Linked DNA regions of Homo sapiens: region 1 is linked to region 2. A link is an interaction called in ENCODE POLR2A ChIA-PET data of the cell type or tissue named here. Cell type or tissue: Panc1. All regions are shown on one strand. Links, peaks and the distances in the headings refer to the core of each region. The heading gives the core; the rest is flanking DNA. Region 1 has its middle 19 kb from the start of MIR9902-1. Region 2 overlaps CCDC62 (coiled-coil domain containing 62).

Evidence for each region. ChIA-PET counts read pairs that join two places held together with the same protein. Peaks named below come from ENCODE experiments on the same cell type or tissue, not always from the same donor. Only the 100,000 strongest peaks of a DNase experiment are listed, where the experiment ranks them.
Region 1: POLR2A ChIA-PET joins it to region 2 with 8 read pairs; 2 of 35 experiments call an interaction of 5 or more read pairs at or near these places.

Annotation. Positions count from the first base shown.
Region 1 is chr12:122,673,251-122,681,364 of GRCh38, reverse strand. It overlaps the pseudogene LOC124903124. Among named protein-coding and RNA genes, the nearest start is that of MIR9902-1, 19 kb to the left of the region's middle. In Panc1, for the core only: no CTCF peak of the experiment used is centred there; a DNase peak (open chromatin) is centred at 2,104.
Region 2 is chr12:122,823,782-122,826,281 of GRCh38, reverse strand. The region is part of intron 12 of CCDC62 (coiled-coil domain containing 62); the gene reads right to left. Among named protein-coding and RNA genes, the nearest start is that of HIP1R, 10 kb to the left of the region's middle. In Panc1, for the core only: no CTCF peak of the experiment used is centred there; no DNase peak of the experiment used is centred there; H3K4me3 peaks cover 543 bases.

The sequences.
Region 1 (8,114 bases), core at 823-3,322, 150 kb after region 2:
GGGGACAGATTCAGACCATAGCAGACAACTACTAAAAGCAAATACTACACTTCATCTTAGCCAAGAGGCCAAGAAGCAATACATTCACTTTTTTTTTTTTGAAACAGGGTCATGCTCTGTCACCCAGGCTGGAGTGCAGTGGTGCAATCACGGCTCATTGCAGCCTCTGCCTCCCGGGCTCAAGTGATTCTCCTGCCTCAGCCTCCTGAGTAGCTGGGATTACAGGCACACGCCACCACGCCTGACTAATTTTTGTAATTTTGTTGAGACAGCCTCCTGAGTAGCTGGGATTACAGGCACACGCCACCATGCCCAACTAATTTTTGTAATTTTGTTGAGACAGGGTCTCGCTATGTTGCCCAGTCTGGTCTCAAACTCCTAGGCTTAAGCAATCTTCCCACCTCAGCCTCCCAAAGTGCTGGGATTACCGGTGTGAGCCACTGTGCCCAGCCAAATTCACTCTTTTAAAGTATACTATTCACTCATTTTTATTATATCCACAAGCTTGTACAATCACCACGACTATCTAATTTCAGAACTTTTTCATCACCCCAAAAAGAAACGCTGTGCCCACTGGCAATCATTCATTCCCCATTCATCCCTTCCCCGCCCCCAGCAAACACCAGTAGATCTATCTCTGGAATCATGATTTATTTTTTTAAATGAAGAAATGCCACAAAAGGATTAGAAAAATTATGGAAGTGGGGCCAGGTGTGGTGGCTCACGCCTGTAATCCCAGCACTTTGGGAGGCCGAGGCAGGCGGATCACAAGGTCAGGAGATCGAGACCATCCTGGCTAACACAGTGAAACCCCGTCTCTACTAAAAATACAAAAAATTAGCCGGGTGTGGTGGCAGATGCCTGTAGTCCCAGCTACTCGGGAGGCTGAAGCAGGAGAATGGCGTGAACCCGGGAGGTGGAGCTTGCAGTGAGCCGAGATTGGTGCCACTGCACTCCAGCCTGGGCGACAGAGCGAGACTCTGTCTCAAAAAAAAAAAAAAAAAAAAAAAAAAATACAGAAGGGGAATTTAGAGGGGAGGGAAAAAAGCCTGAAACAAGACTTCCTTCCCCAACTGGTTTTAGCCTGCTTGTTCTTCCAGAGTTGGTTCCCACAGTGTAAATGCAGCCTTGGTTTCTGTTGGGGCCTGGCAAGAAAATTCACATGGGGCTTTGTCTCCTATGTGCTAGGCAGGAGACCATGAAACATCACTTAGCCTAGATATGAAGGCCAATTTGGTAGTTTCAAATATATCAATAATTTCTTTGAAACTCCTCTCTTCAAAAGACAGAGTCTGATTTCCTTCCCCCTTGAATGCAGGCCAGACTTAGTGACTTTCTTTTAATGAGTAGAATGTGGTGGAAGTGATGTTATGTGCCTTTAAAAGCTGGGCATAAAAGGGGTAGGGGACCAGACACTGGGGCTCACGCCTGGAATCCCAGCACTTTGGGAGGCCAAGGTGGGAGGATCACTTGAGCCCAGAAGTTCAAGACCAGCCTGGCCCACACAGGGAGACCCTGCCTCTATGAAAAGTAAAAATTAAAAAATTAGCCGGGCGTGGTGGTGAGTGCCTGTGGTCCCAGCTACTCAGGAGGCTGAGGTGGGAGGATCGCTTGAGCCCAGGAGTTCAAGGCTACAGTGAGTCATGATCATACCATTGTACTCCAGCCTGGGTGACAGAGTGAGACCCTGTTTCAAAAAAAAAGATACTGGCTTCTCTGTCTCTCTCTCTCTGTTTTGGCCCGCCATGCTGGGCGGAAGCCCAGATCTCATGGGGAGACCCCGTGGGGCTGCTCTGGTTGAGACTTTGAACTAGGCCCTCAGCTGAGAGCAGTGGGCAAGCTTCACAGACGTGTGGCCTGGTATCAGGCACAGAGCCGTGTGCTAAGAAGAGCCCCTGGCCCTTTTAAATACTCTGCCATCACCATTTTGAAATTCTTCATAATCTGTAAACAGCTTTATTGAGATATAACGCATATGTTATAAAATTCACCCATTGCAAGTGAACCATTCAATGGTTTGCAGCATATTCACAGAATTGTGCAAACATCACTACATTCCATTTCCATTACTAATCACTCTCCATCTCTACCCCCAATACATTCTTTATCGTTTCTCAACCAGAACCCTGTGTTTCACTGTTCACTGAAAACCACAAATTATGAAGCCATCCTGACAGCTGACCTGTACATGACTGTGCCTTCAGATGGTCCCAGCCCCAGCCTTTGGGACTCCAGCTGAGGTCCCAGATATGTATAGCAGAGACCTGAATTCCTGACTCCTAGAAACCATCAGAGATGGCTTAGGCTATTACATCTTGAGCTAATTTGTTATGTACCAATAGATAAGTAAAGCAAGCAAAAAACCATGGGGCCGGGTGCAGTGGCTCATACCTGTAATCCCAGCTCTTTCAGAGGCCAAGTCAAGAAGATCCCTTGAGCCCAGAAGTTCTAATCTAGACTAGCCTGGGCAACACAGGGAGATCTCATCTCTACAAAGAAACAAAAATAAAATTAGCCAGGCACGGTGGCACACGGCTGTAGTCCCAGCTACTTGGGAGGCTGAGGCAGGAGGATTGCTTGAGCTCAGGATTTTGAGGCTGCAGTGAGCTGTGATCACACCAATTCAGCCTGGTGACAGAGTGAGACCTCGACTCTAAAAAAAAGAAAAAGAAAAGGCACACCAGGCTGAGCACGGTGGCTCACGCCTGTAATCCCAACACTTTGGGGGGCCAAGGTGGGCAGCTCACTGGAGGCCAGGAGTTTTGAGACCAGCCTGGACCACATAGCGAAATCCTGCCTCTACTAAAAATACAAAAAAAAAAAAAAAAATTAGCTGTGCATGGTGGCATGAGCCTGTAATCCCAGCTACCCTGGAGGCTGAGGCATGAGAATTGCTTGAGCCTGGGAGGGGAGGTTGCAGAGAGCGGAGATTGTGCCACTGCACTCCAGCCTGGGCAACACAGCAAGACTCTGAAAATAAAAAAAGAAAAGGAAGGAAGGAAGGAAGGAAGGGAGGGAGGGAGGGAGGGAGGGATCAAGGGAGGAAGGAAGGGAAAGGCACACCAGATATCAAGACTAGCCACCCAGAAATATTTTACTCCCATTAATCAAAACCTTGCAGAAGCGATAAACAGTGAGTTTTACCATTCACCCAATGATACTGCACAGAGAGAGAGGCTGGGACCCTAACTGGTAAGAAATTCTTACCTTTTTGCCAGCTGATCTGGTTCCTGGGTTCCCTTTTCTGTGGCTTCCGGAAGAGCAGAGCAGCTTTGGTGACCCTGCTCGCCACACCAAAATGTAGGTCCTCTGAAAAGTCAACTCACAAAAGGCAAATTAATAGGAAAAAAGGCATATAAATTTATTTAGCGTATAGATAGAGAAGCCTTTTGAACAAAGACCAAAAGACACAGGGGAAATTGTCTATTTTTATGCTTACATTTAACAAACTATGGACAGCTGTGTAGAAATATAACTGGACAAAAAGAGTATGACCTAGGTCGGGCGTGGTGGCTCACGCCTGTAATCCCAGCACTTTGGGAGGCAGAGGTGGGCGGATCACCTGAGGTCAGGAGTTCGAGACCAGCCTGGCCAACATGGTGAAACTCTGTGTCTAACAAAAATACAAAAATTAGCCGGTCATGGTGGTGCACACCTGTAATCCCAGCTACTCAGGAGGCTGAGGCAGCAGAATCTCTTGAACCCGGGAGGTGGAGGTTGCAGTGAGCAGAGGTTACGCCACTGCACTCCAGACTGGGCAACAGAGCAAGACTCCGTCTAAAAAAAAAATCACCTAACGTGGCTGGACTCAGTAGCAATCAGTGTAAAGAGATGGCAAGGCCTGTCCACCTGGATTCTTCTTGGCCTCTCTGAACAGCATTCCTTCCTTCAGGGTATGGGGCAGGACCTGCTGTGGAATGGGGGTCTTATGAGCTACAGTGAAACAAGGTGGGCCATTTTTCAATGGCCAGTTTTGATACAGAAAGATGGAGGGGAAATTAGAATCATATTTTTAGGTTTTATGGCTGGCGTTGGGAAAGAGGAATTCTAGTTTCTACGGCTGGCCTCGGGGGAAAAGCGGGACTTCCAGGCAGGAGGACACGGGAGAGTCAGGGAAAAGCTTTTGCTTCTGAGGCTGCAGATCAAGGCTTCATTTTGAGGTACTGTTTTCTGAGCCCCAGGGGAATTCTACCAGCTTCTACTGAGAGGTGACAGCGTGCTGGCAGTCCTCACAGCCCTTGCTCGCTCTCGGCGCCTCCTCTGCCTGGGCTCCCTCTTTGGCCGCACTTGAGGAGCCCTTCAGCCCGCCGCTGCACTGTGGGAGCCCCTTTCTGGGCTGGCCAAGGCCGGAGCCCGCTCCCTCAGCTTGCGGGGAGGTGTGGAGGGAGGGGCGCGGGCGGGAACCGGGGCTGCGCGCGGTGCTTGCGGGCCAGCGCGAGTTCCAGGTGGGCGTGGGCTCAGCGGGCCCCCGCACTCGGAGCGGCCGGTCGGCCGCTCAGGCCCCGGGCAGTGAGGGCCTTAGCACCTGGGCCAGCAGCTGCTGTGCTCAATTTCTCGCCGGGCCTTAGCTGCCTTCCTGCGGGGCAGGGCTGGGGACCTGCAGCCCGTCATGCCTGAGCCTCCCCCAACCCCCTCCGTGGGCTCCTGCGTGGCCCGAGCCTCCCTGAGGAGCACGGCCCCCTGCTCCATGGCGCCCAGTCCCACTGACCACCCAAGGGCTGAGGAGTGCAGGCGCACAGCACGGACTGGCAGGCAGCTCCACCTGCGGCTCCAGGGCAGGATCCACTGGGTGAAGCCAGCTGGGCTCCTGAGTCTGGTGGGGACTTGGAGAACCTTTATGTCTAGCTAAGGGATTGTAAATACACCAATCGGCACTCTGTATCTAGCTCAAGGTTTGTAAACACACCAGTCAGCACCCTGTGTCTAGCTCATGGTTTGTGAATGCACCAATGGACACTCTCTATCTAGCTACTCTGGGCGGGGACTTGGAGAACCTTTGTGTGGACACTCCGTATCTAGCTACTCTGGTGGGGATGTGGAGAACCTTTGTGTCTAGCTCAGGGATTGTAAACGCACCAATCAGCACCCTGTCAAAACAGACCACTCGGCTCTCTGTAAAATGGACCAATCAGTAGGATGTGGGTGGGGCCAGATAAGAGAATAAAAGCAGGCTGCCAGCGGCAGCAAAGGCAACCCGCTAGGGTCCTCTTCCACCTTGTGGAAGCTTTGTTCTTTTGCTCTTTGCAATAAATGTTGCTACTGCTCACTCTTTGGGTCCACACTGCCTATATAAGCTGTAACACTCACCACGAAGGTCTGCAGTTTCACTCCTGAAGCCAGAGAGACCACGAGCCCACCGGGAGGAACGAACAACTCCAGACATGCACCTTAAGAGCTGTAACACCACGAAGGTCTGCTGCTTCACTCCTGAGCCAGCGAGACCACGAACCCACCAGAAGGAAGAAACTCCAAAGACATCCGAACATCAGAAGGAACAAACTCCGCACACGCTGCCTTTAAGAACTGTAACACTCACCGCGAGGGTCCGCGGCTTCATTCTTGAAGTCAGTAAGACCAAGAACCCACCAATTCCGGACACACTATGTCCCAAGCCCATGGCAGCAGAGGCTGTTCCACCTACTTCTACCTGGGGATTTACCCATGTAGGAAAGCATCAACAACCGGATTTGACTGACCGAGTGACTGACCAAGAGGATTAACGACCCACTGAAGGGGCCCCAGCACCCAGACACAGGAGCCCACAGAGAAATGAGAACCCACAGTGCTGAAGCAGACAGGGGCATCTCTGAATTAAAAACAGTAATAAACAAGAGACCTTCAGGAAATCCAAATACAGCATAGGAATGACCTTTCATGCTGGGCACAGTGGCTCATGCCTGTAATCCCAACACTTTGGGAGGCCGAGGCGGGCAGATCACCTGAGGTCAAGACCAGCCTGGCCAACATGGTGACACCCAGTCTCTACTAAAAATACAAAAATTAGCTGGGCATGGTGGCGCATGCCTGTAATCCCAGCTACCTGGGAGGCTGAGGCAAGAGAATAGCTTGAACCCGGGAGGCGGAGGTTGCAGCAAGCCGAGATTGCACCATTGCACTCCAGCCTGGGCTGTAAGAGTGAAACTCCGTCTCAAAAAAAAAAAGAAAAGAAAAAAAAGAAAGAAATGACCTTTTAGAGCTAAAATACATGATTATTTTAGCTCTAAGAAATTCCATTAAGAATTAAAAGCCAGTAGGGCCTCAACTGAGACTCAAATTAGTCTGGGAGATAAAGTACAAGAAAGATCTCAAAACAGAGCAACATTACAAAGAGATGGAGATCTTGTGAGAAAATATAAGAGTGGGAGGATAGGCCGGGCGCAGTGGCTCACACTTGTAATCCCAGCACTTTGGGAGGCCGAGGCGGGCGGATCACGAGGTCAGGAGTTTGAGACCACGGTGAAACCCCGTCTCTACTAAAAAATACAAAACATTAGCCGGGCGTGGTGGCGGGTGCCTGTAGTCCCAGCTACTTGGAGAGGCTGAGGCAGGAGAATGGCGTGAACCCGGGAGGCAGAGCTTGCAGTGAGCTGAGATCGAGCCACTGCACTCCAGCCTGGGTGACAGAACAAGACTCCGTCTCAAAAAAAAAGAAGGGTGGGAGGATATCCTTCCTCCCGAAGAACTAATATGTACATAATAGGAGTTCTAAAATGAGAAGATGCAACAGATAAATCATAGAAGTAAAGTTCCTCAAAACTAATAAAGACCTGAGACTGCAGATTAAAAGAGCTCACTGAGTTCCTGGCTGCACTGAGAAGACTCTTCTGGAGGCCTATTCTGGTAAAAATTCAGAAAGATTAAAAAAAAAAACAACAGTTTACAAGTGTCAAGCAGAGAAAGAAGATACGAAAGAAAAATCTCAGACTAGAATCAGACTTCATCTGCATTACTGAAAGATGAGAGTAATCTACACTTCTTATCTACAGAGAAGGGAGAGAAAGGACAGCAATCCAAGAATCCTCTATTCTGTTCTCAAAACATTTTTTTTGGCCAGGCGCAATGGCTCACGCCTGTAACCCCAGCACTTTGGGAGGCCGAGGCAGATGGATCACTTGAAATCAGGAATTCGAGACCAGCCTGGCCAACATGGTGAAATGCCGTCTCTACTAAAAATACGAAAATTAGCTGGGAGTGGTGGCAGGTGCCTGTAATCTCAGCTGTTCAGGAGACCGAGGCAGGAGAATCACTTGAACCCGGGAGGTGGAGGTCGCAGTGAGCCGAGATTGCACCACTGCACTCCAGCCTGGGCAATAGAACCAGACTCCATCTCAAAAAAAAAGAAAAAAAATTTTTTTTTCATCAATTGAAGCAACAGGTAGATTTTCAAAGATACTCAAGAAATCAGGCAGGCGTAGTGGCTCTCGTCTGTAATCCCAACACCCTGGGAGGCTGAGGTGGGAGGGATCACTTGAGTGCAGGAGTTTGAGACCAGCCTGGACAACATGGTGAGACCCTGTCTCTACAAAAAATACCAAAAAATTTGCCAGGCGTGGTAGTATGTGCCTGTAGTCCCAGCTACTTGGGGGCTGAAGTGAGAGGATTGCTTGAGTCCAGGAGGTCGAGGCTGCAGTGAGCCATGATTGCGCCATTACACTCCTGCCTGGGCAACAGAGCAAGACCCTGGTCTCAAAAAAAAGAAAATTCAGAGACAACCCTGGCGCACCCTCCATCTGATGGCACTACTTGGAAAAGACCTGATCAAGCTGCAAATAGCCCTGAAAAGAAGACTTAACAAAGGGAAAAAGAAAGAGAGCGAAAACCATGTTCAAAACATAGGCAGGGCTGGGCGCGGTGGCTCACACCCGTAATCCCAGCACTTTGGGAGGCTGAGGCAGGCAAATCACTTGAGGTCAGGAGTTTGAGACCAGCCTGGCCAACATGGCGAAACCTGTCTCTACCAAAAATACAAAAATTAGTTGGGTGTGGTGGTGCACACGTGTAATCCCAGCTACTTGGGAGGCTGAGGCAGGAGAATTTCTTGAACCTGGGAGGCAGAGATTGCAATGAGCCAAGATCATGCCACTGCACTCCAGCCTGGGTGACAGAGTGAGACT
Region 2 (2,500 bases), core at 1-2,500:
ATATGAAAACTCAGCGGAGAGAGGGAGGGGAGAGGAGGAGGGATGGGGGCGGGGACGGCGCTGCTCAGGCTCTCTGCTTCCCCAGTGTCTTTGAAATGCTGATATGCTTACCTTGAAAAGATCCGAAATGCCTGTACGCTTTAGCTTATCAAACTGGGTTCTGAGGAAACCGCATATGAAATGCAGGTTTGATAGAAGTAAACACAAATCCAGAAAGTGCTTACTGGGTCAATACACGTTTTTATGAAGATTTTACTCGATGTAAAACTTTTTTTTTTTTTTTTTTTTGAGACGGAGTTTCGTTCTTGTCGCCCAGGCTGGAGTGCAGTGGCCAAATCTCCACTCATTGCAACCACCGCCTCCCGGGTTCAAGCCATTCTCCTGCATCAGCCTCCCCAGTAGCTGGGATTACAGGCATGCGCCTCCATGCCCGGCTAATTTTTTTTTTTGGTATTTTTAGTAGAGACGGGGTTTCGCCATGTTGGCCAGGATGGTCTCAAACTCCTGACCTCAGGCGATCCGCCCACCTCGGCCTCCCAAAGTGCTGAGATTACAGGTGTGAGCCACCGCGCCCAGCTACCCCATGTAAAACTTTTATAAAACTTTACTCCACATAAAGACTTCTTGGCTAGGCGTGGGGGGCCACGCCTTTAATCCCAGCACTTTGGGAGGCCGAGGCGGGCGGATCACTTAAGCTCAGGAGTTCGAGACCAGCCTGGCCAACGTGGCGAAACCCCGTCTCTACTAAAAATACAAAAAAAAAAAAAATTAGCCGGGCATGGTGGCACATGCCTGTAATCCCAGCTACTTGGGAGGCTGAAGCAGGAGAATCGCTTGAACCCGGGAGGCGGAGGTTGCAGTGAGCTGAGATCGCACCACTGCACTCCAGACTGGGAGACAAGAGCAAAACTCTGTCTCAAAAAAAAAAAAAAAAAAAAATTAGCCAGGTGTGGTGATGCGCACCTGTAATCCCAGCTGCTTGGGAGACTGAGGCAGGAGAATCGCTTGAACCTGGGAGGTGGAGGTTGCAGTGAGCTGAGATTGCACCACTGCACTCCAGCCTGGGCGACAGAGCAAGACTCCAACTCAAAAACAAACAAACAAAAAACTTCTTTCTGGACAGACAGATGAAATGCTAAAACATTAATTTTGATTTTTTTTCAGCTATAATTTTTTTTCTTTTCTTTTTTTTTTTGAGACTGAGTTTCACTCTTGTTGCCCAGGCTGGTGTGCAATGGCACGATCTCGGCTCACTGCAACCTCCGCCTCCTGGGTTCAAGCGATTCTCTTGCCTCAGCCTCCTGAGTAGCTGGGATTACAGGCATGCACCACCAAACCCAGCTAATTTTTTGTATTTTTAGTAGAGACAGGGTTTCACCATGTTGGCCAGGCTGGTCTCAAACTCCCGACCTCAGGTGATCTGCCTGCCTCGGCCTCCCAAAGTGCTGGGATTATAGGCATGAGCCACCATGCCTGGCCCATATACCACATTTTCTTTATCCATTAGTTGATTGATGGGCATCTGCGCTGGTTCCGTATTTTTGCAATTGCGAATTGTGCTGCTATAAACATGTGTGTACAAGTGTCTTTTTCATATACTTTTCCTCCACGTAGATACCCAGTAGTGGGATTATTGGATCAAATCGGAGTTCTACTTTTAGTTCTTTATGGATAACCTCCACACTGTTTTCCATAGGGGTTGTACTAGTTTACATTCCCACCAGCAGTGTAAAAGTGTTCCCTTTTTACCACATCCATGCCAACATCTATTATTTCTTGATTTTTAAATTATGGCCATTCTTGCATGAGTAAGGTGGTACTGCATTGTGGTTTTTCTGTTTGTTTGGTTTTTTGTTTGTTTGTTTAGAGACAGAGTCTCATTATTGTCGCCCGGCTGGAGTGCAATGGTGCAATCTTGGCTAATTGCAACCTCCGCCTCCCAGGTTCCAGAAATTCTCCTACCTCAGCCTCCCGAGTAGCTGGGATTACAGGTGCCCGCCACCATGCTTGGCTAATTTTTGTATTTTTAGTAGAAACGCGGTTTCACCATGTTGGCCAGGCTTGTCTCAAACTCCTGGCCTCAAGTGATCCACCCGCCTTGGCCTCCCAAAGTGCTATGATTATGGGCATGAGCCACTGCGCCCGGCCCGCATTGTGGTTTTGATTTGCATTCCCCTGATAATTAGTGATGTTGAACATCTTTTCATATTAGATTCTGATTTTTAAAGCTGTGTCTATGTATTCACTTCCCTAGATTTAAAATTCTAGGTATTGAGAATAATAACTTTTTTTTTTTGAGACGGAGTCTTGCTCTGTTGCCCAGGCTAGAGTGCAGTGGTGCCATCTTGGCTCACTGCAACTTCTGCCTCCTGGGTTCAAGTGATTCTCCTGCCTCAGCCTCCCAAGTAGCTGGGATTACAGGCGCCCACTACCGCGCCTGGCTAATTTTTGTATTTTTAGTAGTGACAGACCAGGCTGGTCTCGAACTCCTGACCTCGTG